Linked DNA regions of Homo sapiens: region 1 is linked to region 2. A link is a loop called in an ENCODE intact Hi-C map of the cell type or tissue named here. Cell type or tissue: PC-3. All regions are shown on one strand.

Region 1 (8,000 bases), 260 kb after region 2:
AGACCATACCAGCTGCGGAGGCTCCATGCCAGGTATAACTAAAGTAATGGATACTAAAACCAGTAGGTGGAAGTTTGAGAAGTAACAGGATCTTTACCTAGTCTCAAAGTATATCTCTACAACATACATATTAATTCCAAAGCAAAATAATAACTTTACTGAAGAGAAACCAGATGGACAACACCTCAGCTAACAGTTCCAAAATCATTACCAGTAATGGGAGAAATGTGCCTCCTGATAGGATGCACTCACTCAGACATGTCATCACTTCTAACATCACTTCTATTCAGGAGGAAACCTCAGACAACCCCAAAAAGTGACCTACAAAATAGCTGGCATGCACATGCCAAAAACATAAAGATTTCAAATGACAAAGACTGACAGACTGTCACAGATTAAAGGAGACCAAAGAGACATGACAACTTTTTCTTTTTTTTGAGACGGAGTCTCGCTCTGTCACCCACGCTGTAGTGCAGTGGCGCAATCTCGGCTCACTGCAACCTCCACCTCCCGGGTTCAAGCGATTCTCCTACCTCGGCCTCCTGAGTAGCTGGGATTACAGCCACGCGCCACGACGCCTGGCTAATTTTTTGTATTTTTAGTAGAGACGGGGTTTCACCATGTTAGCCAGGATGGTCTCGATCTCCTGACCTCATGATCCGCCTGCCTCGGCCTCCCAAAGTGCTGGGATTACAGGCATGAGCCACCGCACCCAGCCAGAGACATGACAACTTAATGTAACACATTATCTGGGATTTATTTTTCTATAAAAGATACTGGGATAACTGGCTACATCAGAATAAATCCCACCAATTAGGTAAAAGTATGATATCAATGTCAATTTTCTGACTTTGATAATTATGCTCAGGGTATATTAGAGTATCTTTGTTCTTAGGAATGAGACATTATTTGGAGACAAAGAAGCATCAAGGCCAGGCGCCGTGGCTCACGCCTATAATCCTAGCACTTTGGGAGGCTGAGGTAGGCGGATCACTTGAGGTCAGGAGCTTGAAACCAGCCTGGCCAACATGGTGAAACCTCGTCTCTACTAAAAATACAAAAAATTAGCTGGGCGTGGTAGTGGACGCCTGTAATCCCAGCTACTTAGGAGGCCGAGACAGGAGAATCACTTGAACCCGGAAGGCGGAGGTTGCAGTGAGCCGAAATTGCGCCATTGCACTCAAGCCTGGTTGACAGAGCAAGACTCCGTCTCAAAAAAAAAAAAAAGAAAAGAAACTCTGGAGAAAGACGGAGACGGATAAAGCAATGATGATCAAGTTAATATTTTAGGAATCCAGGGGAAGGGCATACAGGAATATGATTTTTCTCTAAGTCTGAAATTATGTCAAAATACATAGATTAATAAAAATATTTTTCTTTAAACAGGATAACAATCTAAGTAGAAACAAATTTTCCTTTGACTTGACCTTTCCCAGCAACTCCTGGGGCAGATAGGCTTTCCGGGGCTTAAAGAGAGACCCAGTCTGGCTCAAAGCCGACACAATGGCGCCTCCATGCTGAAAGAAAAGAGAAAAGGCTGAACTGGAAAAAGTTAAAAAGGATGGAAAACTGCATTAATCATCTGTAGATTTTTTTTTTCTTTCTTGGGCATACAGTGTTACAAAAGTGTGGTCTAGCACAGTTAAATGGCAACTAAATTGGTTATTCCAGATTTGGCTCTGACAATAAACTGCTACCTGATTTTAAATTTACCATGACATATTTGTGGGTCTCAAACTCTTTTCCAAAGACGGTAAGGAGATACAAAAACACTTTAAATGTCTGCAAGCAAAATAAAATTAGGCCAATATTTAAATAAAATGGTTTTGAATAAACTTACTTTGGAAAGATTATAAACCACATATATATAGATTTTAATTCAGACTTTATTTCTAACTTGGTACAGATACAGGAATTAAATAAGACATAATAACTTACTGTCCATAAAATTAGAGACTGTAAAGTATTAGCAATGAAATAGTAGAACATGTTTAAAATGATAATACATTTCTTTCTGAAATGTGTGAGGTATCATATGCACTTACCCAATCATTTTTCATCATTTTCCTCAAGTTGTGAACAAGTGCTAATTCCTCGGGGGCAATCTGCATATCGGACAGAAAGAGAGAAGAGATCATCACGTGCCTTTCCTAGATGTTCTCCCGAAACAATTGACAACAATTTTTTTTTTTTTTTGACAGAGTCTCGCTCTGTCGCCCAGGCTGGAGTGCAGTGGCGCGATTTGGGCTCACTGCAACCTCCACCTCCTGGGTTCAAGCGATTCTCCTGCCTCAGCCTCCTGAGTAGCTGGGACTATAGGCGCGCGCCACCAGAGCCTAATTTTTTTGTATTTTTAGTAGAGACAGGGTTTCCCCGTGTTAGCCAGGACGGTCTCAAACTCCTGACCTTGTGATCCACCCACCTCGGCCTACCAAAGTGCTGGGATTACAAGCATGAGCCACTGCACCTGGTGACAACAATTTTTTTAAAACCCTCAACTAAGACATAATTGTATACCTGAAGGTACTCCCTCTAGGATAAGCCACGTAGCCTCTGGCCCTAGAACTGCCATGCTTCTGGAGATTAACAGTCACTGAGAAAAACACCCACTGCCCCAAACCAGCCCCATTTTGATGCTTCTGATCTCCTCTGCTTAGACCATCTAGACTCATTTTGAAAAAAGAATCAAAAGACAGATAAAAATTAAGAAAGAAAACATAGCTTCTGCTGTCATTCTCTTTCCACAACATACTCCCTTAGTTTTCAATGAATAGTGGAACTCTTGGCATTACCTCCTCCTCTGATTCCATTTTACTGTTTATCTTTTCTTTTTTTTTATTTTTTTGAGACAGAGTCTCATTCTGTTGCCCAGCCTGGAATGCAGTGGCACGATCTCCACTCATTGCGGGCTCTGCCTCTTGGGCTCAAGCCATCCTCCCATCTTAGCCTTCCAAGTAGCTGGAGCTACATACAGGTGCAAACCACCATGCCCAGCTAGTTTTTTATATTTTTTGTAGGGACAGGGTTTCACTGTGCTGCCCAGGCTGACCTCAAACTCCAAACTCCTGGACTCAAGCAAATCACCTCTTGGCCTCCTAAAAGTGCTGGGATTTATCAGCCATCACACCAGGCCTTGCTGTTTATCTTCACATATATATACGAATATGTATGTGTGCATATGCATATACGAATATGTATGTGTGCATATATACGTATATATACATATATACATATATGAATATTATATATACATATATACATATATGAATATTATATATACATATATGAACATATAGGTATATTCGTATATTATGAAAACATATGAATATATGTATATATAAATATATATGAATATATGTGTGTATATATACATATATGAATATATATGTGTGTATATATACATATATATGAATATATATATATGGCGATCTCGGCTCACTGCAACCTCCGCCTCCTGGGTTCAAGCGATTCTCCTGCCTCAGCCTCCCGAGTAACTGGGATTACAGTCATGCACCACCATGCCCGGCTAATTTTGTATTTTTAGTAGAGATGGGTTTCTCCATGTTGGTCAGGCTGGTCTCGAACTCCAAGCTCAGGTGATCCGCCCGCCTCAGCCTCCCCAAGTGCTGGGATTACAGGCATGAGCCACTGTGCCCAGCCATATATATATTTTTTAAGAGACAGGATTTCACTCTGTCACCCAGGTTGGTGTGCAGTGTTGCAATCATGCCACACTACAACCTTGAACTCCAGGGCTCAAGTGATCCTCTGGCCTCAGCCTTCCAGTAGCAGTGACTACAGGTGTGTGCCACCATGCCAGCTACCGGCTAATTTCTTATTTTTTTAGAGGCAGGGGCCTTGCTATAGTGCCCATCCTAGTCTTGAACTCCTGGCCTCAAGCGATCCTCCCACCTCAGCCTCGTGAGCCAATGGGATTACAGGCGTGAGCCACTGCACCCAGCTCTTTACTGTTTATCTTCAAATATTCCTAGGGCAAGAAAACATATTGCATGGTCTACAAGGCTAAGACCCAGCCTCCATACTGATGGAATCAGAAATCAGAGAAACAAGATAGAGACACCCAGTTTTCCTACCGGGCTTTTATCTTCTCTTTTCAGAGTGGTTCTTCCCCAAAGAGCATTGATTCCATCCACGGCCACTAGGAGGTGAAACATACCCAAAGAACTTTGCCTCTTTAGCTCTTTCAGCACAATTCCAACTGCATCTGTGGCGTTCCTCACCCGTGTTATGCCCTATTGGGAGAGACAGTGGATTGTAGTGCTACCAGAGGCCTTCTCTTGTTATCGCATGTTACACATTCAGTGTTTTTTCTTATACCTGTTCAACCACTTCTCCCAGAGGACTCCCTTTCTCAGTGCTTTCTCTCTTATTCCAGACATACTTCTCTTGAACTTTTATCTAAAAGCAAGCAAAGAAAATAAAAACCAAAAAAAAGGCTACTTGGCCTAAGGGTGAAACCATCCCTTGAAAAGGTTGGAGGCTAAGGTTAACAGGAGTTCATTTTAATCTATTGTTCAGGTTCTGTAAGAGACCTCAATGTAGAAGTGAATGCTTTCTTTTCTTTCTTTTTTTTTTTTTTTGAGACAGCTTCTTTCTCTGTAACCCAGGCTGAAGTGCAGTGGCATGATCTCAGCTCGCTGCAACATCCACCTCCCAGGTTTAAGGGATTCTCTTGCCTCAGCCTCCCAAGTAGCTGGGATTTCAGGCGTGTGTCACCACGCCTGGCTAATTTTTGTATTTTTAGTAGAGATGGGGTTTCGCCATGTTGGCCAGGCTGGTCTAGAATTCCTGACCTCAGGTGATCTGCCCACCTCGGCCTCCCAAAATGCTGGAATTACATGTCTGAGCCACACGCCTGACCTCTTTTATCTTTTTTTTGAGACCATATCTCGCTCTGTTACCCAGGCTGGAGTACAATGGCGCTATCTCGGCTCACTGAAACCTCTGATTCCCAGGTTCAAGAGATTCCCCTGCCTCAGCCTCCTGAATAGATGGGCCTACAGGCGTGCACCACCACACCCGGCTAATATTTGTATTTTTAGTAGAGATGGGATTTCACCATGTTGGCCAGGCTCATCTTGAACTCCTGACCTCAGGTGATCTGCCTGCCTTGGCCTCCCAAAGTGCTGACATTACAGGTGTGAGCCCCTGTGCCTGACCAAAGTGAATGCTTTCTAATCCATTTCTGCTTGGAGCCTTGAATAAACATACATAAGGGATTCTGATGAAAATGTCCAGAATGAGACTCTGGCATCTGCATTTTTAACAAGCTCTTAGGTGACTCTGCTTTATATCCAGAGTTGAAGGCCCCTGGTCTAGACAGGGTATCTAAGAATCACCAGGGTAAAGAAGAATTTTTCCAATACATTTCTGGTTCCCTAAAAAGATATTGTCTGGAGAAAATCATGTAGTTGGAAATGTGCTTGCGAGGGATTGGAGGCTGTACCTTGAAAAGTCAATGAATCAACTGGATTTCACTTTGCTACCCACAAAATGGGAACAACTTACTGTTGCCTATTTATTTCACATGGATAAATGAGTTTCAAGTTATGAGTCCACTGTGAGCAAAACGTATGAAAGAAATTAAAAATGATACAGTTATTCCAACTCCAGTATCAGTTCTCCATAGTCTATTGGTACTCAGGGCACAAAGAATCCATGTAAGGACTACCTAGCACTCAACTTCTGGGAGTCTAGTCACCTGGTTCAGGAAGCGCTCATTTGTAGTTTTGAAATTCTTCAGCCAGGTTGAAGCCTCTAAAGGTTGATCAAAGCGCTGTTTGTTGTAGCTGGACTGCAGAAGATCCCGACAATTTTTCACCCAAAGATGAGCTTTAAAAAAAAGAGGCAGAAGAAAACAAGCCAGGCAGAAACTGTATTCAACTCGAAATATTCTATGCCTCTTTTAAGTTATGGGAAATGACTTTAGTTTCTCATATATATATTTCTTTTCTTTTTTTTTTTTTTTTTTGAGACAGGGTCTTGCTCTGTCACCCAGGCTAGAAGGCAGGATGTGATCACAGTTCACTGTAACCTTGAACTCCTAGGCTCAGGCAATCATCCTGCCTCAGCCTCTCAAAGTGCTGTTGAACCACTATGCCTGGCCTTGTCAGGTCCATCTTAGACTAAACATTATCATTAGAATCAATATATAAAACATACCAAGTGTATTAAATATCACTTCTGCTTTCTGGCAGGTTTGAAAGGTAAGTCAGAAAATGTGGATGTTACATAAGCAGGGTTGTTTAAAAAAGAAAGAAAATGTGGATGCACACAACACTGAACAAAAAAGAGACAAATGCAAGTTTTGACAATCCATACTGACGACTCTAGAATGCTGATAAATAGTAAAAGGCTCTATGGGTACTCAGGACTGTTAACAGATGGCAAAAACAAAACAAAACAAAACAAAACAAAACTCCATGGCGACCTCTAAGGCAGAAGTTTATGTCCATGGGTATTAAATATCAAAAGAAGGACTGCTTAGCATCAAAAGGCTTCAGGAAGCTTTTAGCCGAATTTCCTTTTGTCACATTGACTTCACCTTATAATCTGCTTGGCAGTAATATCACGAAGAAATCATGATGGATGAGCTCAGTCTGCTCTACATCTGGAGTAAAGGCTTTTCTTCTTCTTCTTTTTTTTTTTTTTTTTTGAGACAGGGTCTTGCTTTGTTGCCCACGCTAGAGTGTAGTGGTGCGATCACAGCTCACTGCAGCCTCCTCCTGGGCTCTAAGCAATATTCCAGCCTCAGCCTCCCAAAGTGCTGGGATTATAGGTTTGAGCCATCGTGACTGGCAAAGGCTTTTCCTTTAGCTATCAGATCCCTGTTAGGAAAGTAAAGCTGAGGCCGGGTGCAATGGCTCATGCCTGTAATCCCAGCACTTTGGGAGGCCAAGGCAGGTGGATCACCTGAAGTCAGGAGTTCGAGACCAGCCTGGCCAACATGGTGAAACCCTGTCTCTACTAAAAATACAAAAAAAATTAGCCGGGCATGGTGGCGGGCGCCTGTAGTCCCAGCTACTCAGGAGGCTGAGGCAGAAGAATGGTGTGAACCCGGGAGGCGGAGCTTGCAGTGAGCTGAGATCGTGCCACTGCACTCCAGCCTGGGCGACAGAGCAAGACTCCGTCTCAAAAAAAAAAAAAAAAAAAAATTAGCTGGGCGTGGTGGTGTGGTGGGCGCCTGTAATCCCAGCTACTTGGGAGGCTGAGGCAGGAGAATCTCTTGAGCCTGGGAGGCGGAGGTTGCGGTGACCTGAGATTGCGCCTCTGCACTCCAGACTGGCCGACAAGAGCGAAACTCCATCTCAAAAAAAAAAAAAAAAAGAAAAGAAAAGAAAAGAAAATTAAAGCTGCAAGGCTACCACAGTAACAGGATAACTAAACCTAACAGACAGAAGAAACAACAGGAAGTTCTTACCATCTGGAATATGTAGTATCAGCCAGTCCTGTTTTGCACAGAAATGAATAACATGGCAAAGACTTAGGGTTTTTCCTGTTCCCTTCTCTCCATCTAAAGTATATGTTGTTAAAGAAAACATGACTGGAAGGATCACTTGTATGTGAACAGTAGTTATGCTTTGTTTTGTTTTTTTGAGATGGGGTTGGAGTGCAGTGGCTTGATATCAGCTCACAGCAACCTCCGCTTCCCGGGTTCAAGCGATTCTCCTGCCTCAGCTTCCCAAGTAGCTGGGATTACAGGTGCACGCTACCACACCCGGCTAATATATTGCATTTTTAGTAAATGCGGGGTTTCGCCATGTTGGCCAGGCAGGTCTTGAACTCCTGACTTCAGGCGATACGCCTGCCTCGGCTTCCCAAACTCCTGGGATTATAGGTGTGAGCTACCATGCCCGGCCTCAACAGTACTTTTTTTCATTTCTTCTGTTGCCTTATTTGAGGGGAGAAAGCATTGGTTCATGAGGGTCCACGCAGGCAGGAAAGGATACACAGAAGATATCGTATAGCTGGATAAGCAA
Region 2 (8,000 bases):
TTTTTTTTTGAGACGGAGTCTTGCTCTATTGCCCAGGCTGGAGTGTAATGGCGCGATCTCGGCTCACTGCAACCTCTGCCTCCTGGGTTCAAGCGATTCTCCTGCCTCAGCCTCCCAAGTAGCGGGGACTACAGGCACGTGCCACCATGCCTAGCTAATTTTTGCATTTTTAGTAGAGACAGGGTTTCACCATATTGGCCAGGCTGGTCTCGGACTCCTGACCTCGTGATCTGCCCGCCTTGGCCTCCCAAAGTGCTGGGATTACGGGCGTGAGCGACTGCGCCCAGCCTGTGGCGCAGCACTTTCTTCTCAGCTGCTCTGGGTGGGGTGAGGGCAGTGAACAGATTGCAGTGACGGAGGAAAGTAGATTGAAGGGACAATAACTGATAACCTGGACTTCCCTGGGGTGGTTAAGACAACCTGGAGAAGGTCTGACAGCCCCACAGAAAGCCTTGAAAGAGGGAAGGTTTTGGGTCCCGGCTTCCTGATCCTTCTGGGCACTCCTGATGTCTAAGTAGCTAGAAGTGGTCCCAGGAGAAAGGGAGCCTGGGAGACTCATTAGAGCAGAAGGTCGAGAGAGACATGGCCTAAGAGTGAAGTGTACAGAGGTATGCAGTAAATGCTATTTCCCTTCCTGCCCTTCCTGCCCCTGGTACTCTGGGACTTGGCACTTCTTTCTGGAGTGGGGCTTATCATTTTCAACTTTAAGAGCACCTGAGGGTTCTTAATTCTGAGACACACTGAGGCAAGCCATGATGCCAACCGGGAGTGTTGGGCACTGAGAACAACGCCCATTTGGGAGAGAGTGGAGGAAATGTGTGCTCTGTGGCTGATGCTTGGAGCCCTTCTCTTTGCACCATGGAGAGAGGTCAGACTGGCTTTCACTCTGCATATGACCAGACTCTTAGAAGAAGAAATCATGCCGGGCATGGTGGCTCACACCTGTAATCCCAGCACTTTGGGAGGCAGAGGTGGGCAGATCACCTGAGGTCAGGAGTTTGATACCAGCCTGATCAACATGGAGAAACCCCATCTCTACTAAAAAAAAATACAAAATTAGCTGGGCCTGGAGGCGCATGCCTGTAATCCCAGCTACTCAGGAGGCTGAGGCAGGAGAATCACTTGAACCCAGGAGGCAGAGATTGCGGTGAGGTGAGATCACGCCATAGCACTCCAGCCTGGGCAACAAGAGTGAAGCTCCATCAGAAGAAGGAGAAGAAGAGGAAGGGGGAGGAGAGGGAGAGGGAGAAAGAGAAATCACAACACTTTATCACTCATGAACCTTTTCTCCCTGCTACTTTTTTCTACCTTTTTTTTTTTTTTTTTTTTGAGATGGAATCTTGCTGTTGTCATGCAGGCTGGAGTGCAATGGCACAATCTTGGCTCACTGTGACCTCCGCCTCCCAGGTTCAAGTAATTCTCCTGCCTCAGCCTCCCAAGTAGTTGGGATTATAGGCGCCCGCTACCACGCCCGGCTAATTTTTTTTCTTTTTTTTTTGAGACAAAGTCTCGCTCTGTCGCCCAGGCTGGAGTCCGACCTCAGCTCACTGCAAGCTCCGCCTCCTGGGTTCATGCCATTCTCCTGCCTCAGTCTCCCGAGTAGCTGGGACTACAGGCACCCGCCACCACACCCAGCTAATTTTTTTGTATTTTTAATAGAGACGGGGTTTCACCGTGTTAGCCAGGATGATCTTGAACGCCTGACCTCGTGATCCGCCCACCTCAGCCTCCCAAAGTGTTGGGATTACAGGAGTGAGCCACCGTACCCGGCCTCCCCCTGCTACTTTATCTGCCTAAAATCCTCTCCCTCTACCCTGGCCAAATCCTAACCACTTTACCCTTCCAGGCACATCTCAAAGGCCATCTGCTTATTTCTGTTTCCTCCTCCCCTTTAAAAACAAAAACAGGCCCAGCGCAGTGGCTCACGCCTGTAATCCCAGCACTTTGGGAGGCCAAGGCGGGCAGATCATGAGGTCAAGAGATCGAGACCATCCTGGCTAACACGGTGAAACCCCCTCTCTACTAAAAATACAAAAAATTAGCTGGGCATGGTGGCAGGCACCTGTAGGCCTAGCTACTCGGGAGGCTGAGGCAAGAGAATGGCAGAATGGCATGAACCCGGGAGGTGGAGCTTGCAGTGAGCTGAGATTGCGCCACTGCACTATGGCCTGGGCGACAGAGCGAGACTCTGTCTCAAAAAAAAAACAAAAAAACAACGAAACAAAAAAAACAAGGCCGAGCACGGTGGCTCACGCTTGTAATCCCAGCACTTTGGGAGGCTGAGGCGGACGGATCACCTGAGGTTGGGTGTTTGAGACCAGCCTGGCTAACATGGTGAAACCCCATTTCTTCTAAAAATACAAATTATCCAGGCATGGTGGGGTGTGCCTGTAATCCCAGCTACTCGGGAGGCTGAGGCAGGAGAATCGCTTGAACCCAGGAGGCAGAGGTTGCAGTGAGCTGAGATCGCACCATTGCACTCCAGCTTGGGCAACAGGAGCGAAACTCTGTCTCAAAAAACAAAACAAAACAAAACAAAAGCAAACAGTGTCTTACTCTGTCACCCAGGCTGGAGTGCAGTGGCATGATCATAGCTCACTGCAGCCTTGAACTCCTGGGCTCAAGTGATCCTCCCACCTCAGCCTCCCAAGTAGCTGGGACTATAAGCACGTGCCACCACACCCGGCTAACATTTTGTTTTTTTGTGGAGACAGTGTCTCGCTATGTTGCCCGGGCTGGTCTAGAACAGCTGGGCTCAAGCAATCCACCCACCTCAGCCTCCCAAAGTGCTGGCTGAGCCACCGCACCTGGCCTTTTTTGAGTCTCCCAACTGGTCACGTGCCCTCACTCCTTTAACAGCCTAAAGCCTTTTGTTGAAACTTCTCTTGTGGCATTTGGCATATGTGAGCCAGTTATGGAGTCATCTGTGATTTGTTCTTTTGCTTGTTCACACACACACACACACACTCACCCACTCACTAGACTCTGATTCCTTGAGGATAGGAACAATATCTATTTCTCTTTGCTTGGCTTTCTGCTATATAAGTCCTCAGTAAATGGAATAAGAAGGAGACAATGAGGATCTCTTTATGTACTAGAAAGGACACTGAACTGGGATCCAGAAAACCTAAGTTCTAGCCTTGAGTCTGCAGCTAATTCACAATGTGACCCTGAGGTCACAATGTGTCACAATGTGACCCTGAGGTCACAATGTGTCACAATGTGACACATTATCCAGTTATGTGTCTCAGTAAAGTGAGTGGTGGCTAGGCACTCCTAAGTCCAGCTGACTGTGACACACTTCTAGTCCCAAGGTTTCAGAGTTCTAGAACCCTGCTCACTCTTATTTCCTGCTGACGCAGACTGGTCTGTGTGTGTCTCCCACGAACAGAGCCGTCCCAGACGTGTTCTGAGCAGGTGGAGACAAGGTGCCCGTGAGGCCACACTGGCCTCTGCCTTTCTGCAGTTGAATCCAGAGAACAACTGGAGGAAGAAGAGATGGGGAAATAAAGGAGGGGAATGGCTCGCATGCTGTACCCCTCCAAAGGTCAGGGGCTTTCCGGGCCCACGGCCGAAAACAAAGACGTCTTCAGAAGACATAGTTGGGGGCCTGGCAGGGAGCTCGAGGGCCCACTGAATACGTAAGCCCCCAGGGGACCTCCTGTACCTCCTTCCTTCCAGGCCTAGACCTTGGAGAAAATGGGAAAGTGGGAAGGAACTAGATAACTCTCTAGTCATCTCCCTCAAGAGACAACCATCCGAAGAACAACAAGAATCAAGGAGACCTGGGCCCTCAGTCCTTTCCCTGGAGAACCAGAGCTCAATCCCATTTGTGGGCCTTTGGGGGAGGATGGATGCTGCCTTCCAAAATATGCCTCTCCACAGTGGCTCTTACCTCCTTCTCTCAGGGAAGACTGAGGGTGGGAGTGGGAGGGAGGTGTGGAGTCAGGGGGAGTATCAGGACACTGGATCTTCTTGCTTCTGCCTCCCACGGTGGGTTTCATAGAACCACATAATGGTGTAATAGAACCACAAAGGAACTCAGAGAGCATATGGCACAATCTCCTCATTTTACAGATAAGGAAACTGAGGCCCAAAGAACTTTCAGAGATTTCTTGAGAGAGGTGGTCTCACGGTTGGGACATTTGGCCTGCCCCATTGCCAGGCCTTTGCCGGGCTTTTGGTTGCAGGCTGAGGACAACCCAGGATGTCTTGGATTAACTCATGGTCCCGCATTGCCACATGAGATCAGTTGTTCTTGCTCAGACTTCTGCATAGGCTTGGTGGACTGGAGCAGAGAGATCATCTCTTCCCCCTCCCTTGGAAAACCCCTGACCACTTCCCCAAAGTCAGAGGAAGTCAGAAAGAGAAGGTCCGGGGGTCAGCATGAAGAGTTCAGTGTGAGTGAACATTGTAGGGGCTGCTGGCCATGGAAGGGCACTGTCTCTCTGCTTTGACAATGGTCCCCTTGAACAAGTTCCTTTAGCTCTGGTGAGTGAACCAACCTTCCCTAGCTCCCGGGCAGGGCTGGCTGGTTTCAGTGAGGGGAGAGGACCCTGGGCCTTGTCCCTGAACTGGCTTGGGTGGGAACTCAGATGAGAAGCAATGCCTGCAGGGCTCATGGCACCTTCCTAAGGGTAGCTGGCTGAAAGCAGAGATGCCCAAATGCCTGGGCCCCCCTTATGTGGCACCAACTGTATCTCAGGGTCTTTCAAGTGTCACCCACCTTTCACAGTCAGGCATTAATTCTGCCCCTTGGTTAGAGAGGGAAGGGAGTCCTGAGTGCACTATTTGGCTGAGCAGGGGCAAAGGTTGGCATCAGCAACCAGGCAAGGAGGGAGAATTCAGCTTGCTCTTGCTGTTCGCCTTCCCCTGAACCCTGGCTTTCTTCTGGAGGCAGTACTGCCCTTTGACCAGCAGGGGCCACTCTTGCCCACAGCCAACTCTGCAGCCCTGGCAAAGCAGAGCCCCAAAGTAGGACCAGTTTGGGTCTGGGCTGTGCTTATGCCAACAGGAAGGGCTGGGCTGGGGGCAAGCAACAGGGCTGGGCTGAGGCGAGGCAGTGTTCCTCCCTGGTGCCCGTCACTGGCCACTGGATACAGACGGTAGTGGTGGCGATGTGTGTTTCAGGAGGAGACTGCAAGCATCGGGATGCCCAGGCCCCAAGGAGGCCCTCTTCCTGCAGATCCGAGAAGGACTGGACACCTTTCTGGGACTGCAGCACCAGGGTGGCTACGCCTCCCGGCTGGTACGGACAGACAGATCCCCATGAAGGCCCCTGCCTTGCTCCTCCTCTCCTGCCCCTCGCCTGTCTAGCCACCATTCTATCCTACGTCTCCTCTGTTCTGCCAGCTGCTGGGTCTCTCTGTGCCCGGGCATTGCTCTGGCTCCATCTGAGCGAATGGGAATCTATCGTCTATGCACCTCTGTCTGCTCCCCTGGGTCTGTGTGCTCTGTCCCTGACTCCGGGTACCCTGCCTCTGTCTCTTTCTCCAAGACTCTGTTTCTTCCTTTCTGTGTCGGTGCCTCTGTGTTGATGAGGGTGTATGTGTTCCTCTCTCAGTAAAAGGGCCCTGTTCCCCTAGTAATTATAACCACTTCTTTCTGTGGACCCCACATTTCCCCAATTTGGAGCTGAACTTATTTATTTATTTATTTACTTATGTATTTTGAGACAGGGTCTCCCTCTGTTGCCCAGGCTGGAGTGCAGTGGCGCGATCTTGGCTCACTGCAACCTCTGCCTCCTGGGATCAAGTTATTTTCCTGCCTCAGCCTCCCAAGCAGCTTGGATTACAGGCGCCTGCCACCACACTATTGGGGAACCTGCCCCGATAGTCATGTGGGTTCTTTTCTATTTTCCCTAAGCGTTGGCCAGTTTGATAAATAAAGGGACAGAGTACAAAAGAGAGAAATTTTAAAGCTGGGCATCCGGGGGAGACATCACATGTCGGTAGGTTCCGTGATGCCCCACAAGCCGCAAAACCGGTAAGGTTTTATTAGGGACTTTCAAAAGGGGACGGAGTGTACGAATAGGGTGTGGGTCACAAAGATCACGTACTTCACAAGGTAATAGAATATCACAAGGCAAATGGAGGCAGGGCGAGATCACAGGACCAGAGGACCAGGGCGAAATTAAAATTGCTAATGAAGTTTCGGGCACCATTGTTATTGGTAACATCTTATCAGGAGACAGGGTTTTGAGAGCAACCGGTCTGACCAAAATTTATTAGGCGGGAATTTTCTCTTCCTAATAAGCCTGGGAGCACTATGGGAGACTAGGGTTTATTTCATCCCTACAGTCTGGACCATAGAAGACGGCCACACCCAAGGGGGCCATTTATAGACCCACCCTCAGGGGTGCATTCTCTTTCTCAGGGATGTTCCTTGCTGAGAAAAAGAATTCAGCGATATTTCTCCCATTTGCTTTTGAAAGAAGAGAAATATGGCTCTGTTCCACCCGGCTCACCGGTGGTCAGAGTTTAAGGTTATCTCTCTTATTCCCTGAACAATTGCTGTTATCCTGTTCTTTTTTCAAGGTGCCCACATTTCATATTGTTCAAACACACATGCTGTACAATTTGTGCAGTTAACGCAATTATCACAGAGTCCTGAGGCGACATACATCCTCCTCAGCTGACAGGATTAAGAAAGTAAAGTAAAGACAGGCATAGGAAATCACAAGGGTATTGATTGGGGAAGTGGTAAGTGTCCATGAAATCTTCACAATTTTATGTTCCAAGATTGCAGTAAAGACAGGTATAGGAAATTATAAAAGTATTAATTTGGGGAACTAATAAATGTCCATGAAGTCTTCACAATCCACGTTCTGCCATGGCTTCAGCCGGTCCCTCCGTTTGGGGTCCCTGACTTCCCGCAACACCACACCCTGCAAAGTTTTGTATTTTTAGTAGAGATGGGTTTTCACCATGTTGGCCAGGCTGGTCTCAAGCTCCTGGCCTCAAGTGATCCACTCACCTTGGCCTCTCAAAGTGCAGGGATTACAGGTGTGAGCCACCATGCCCAGCCTGGAGCCGAACTTATTATCTGTGGAATGAAACTAAGATCTGGTACCCTGAACAATAATAATTCTCTAACAAAACAATCATAGGATGATCGATGGAGAAAGGATATAGAGATTGCCCAGCCTTCTGGCTTAAGTAAACACAACTGGGGGGATCTTCAACCAGGGTTTAAGGACCATTAAGGATACAGAAGGGCTTTGGAGACCCCACTGGGCCTGCTAGCCAGCAGACCCTGAGTACACTGAGATGTCTCAAGTCTGCTGGCTAAAGGTTGCCTCCCCTTCAGCTCATCATCTAGCTGGCCAGGGGTTCCAACCCTGGCCTCATTGTTTGGGCGCCTGTGGTTTGGGGGAGAGGCTGAAGGGAGCAGTATATAGCCTATCAGGGAAGCAGCAAAAAACAAAACAAAACAAAACAAAGCAAAACAAAAACTCCATGTCATCCCATCACCTGCTTTTTTTATTTTTATTTTTTGAGATGGAGTCTTGGTTTGTTGCCTAGGCTGGAGTGCAGTGGCACGATCTCGGCTCACTGCAAACTCCGCCTCCCGGATACAAACAATTCTCCTGCCTCAGCCTCCTGAGTAGCTGGCATTACAGGGGCCTGCCACCACGCCTGGCTAATTTTTCTATTTTTAGTAGACACAGAGTTTCACCGTGTTGACCATGCTGGTCTCAAACTCCTGACCTCAAGTGATCCCATCAACCGCTTTTCTCCATCAGCATCTTTGCATGTCTCCCCTGATCCCCATTTCAATGTACTACAGTAGAAAGAACAGGATTTCGGAGTCGAACTGACTGCTAGATCCTTCATTTATTTACCCGCTGAGCAATTTATTTTATCTTTCTGAAAATCAGAATAATAAATTGTCTTTTAAAATTGTGATTATTAAATGAACAAAAGGTGTCAAAGTATTCAGCACAGAGGCTGGCACATAAGATGAGCTCAATAGGCCGGGCGCGGTGGCACACGCCTGTA

Evidence for each region. Peaks named below come from ENCODE experiments on the same cell type or tissue, not always from the same donor. Only the 100,000 strongest peaks of a DNase experiment are listed, where the experiment ranks them.
Region 1: a loop joins it to region 2, with 23 times the contacts of the local background. A loop is called at or near these places in 3 of 110 quality-filtered maps.

The regions. Positions count from the first base shown.
Region 1 is chr1:155,725,461-155,733,460 of GRCh38, reverse strand. DAP3 (death associated protein 3) reads right to left here. Exons shown (of 13, transcript NM_004632.4): 5 at 7,971-8,000; 6 at 7,442-7,534; 7 at 5,723-5,853; 8 at 4,339-4,419; 9 at 4,095-4,253; 10 at 2,046-2,105; 11 at 1,428-1,517. Among named protein-coding and RNA genes, the nearest start is that of DAP3, 40 kb to the right of the region's middle. In PC-3, CTCF peaks have their summits at 1,510 and 4,161 (motif pointing right); a DNase peak (open chromatin) is centred at 4,220.
Region 2 is chr1:155,986,482-155,994,481 of GRCh38, reverse strand. ARHGEF2-AS1 (ARHGEF2 antisense RNA 1) reads right to left here and starts at 3,108. Exons shown (of 2, transcript XR_001738248.2): 1 at 2,972-3,108. RefSeq lists enhancers at 4,193-4,262, 5,133-5,212. In PC-3, a CTCF peak has its summit at 4,925 (motif pointing right); a DNase peak (open chromatin) is centred at 4,931.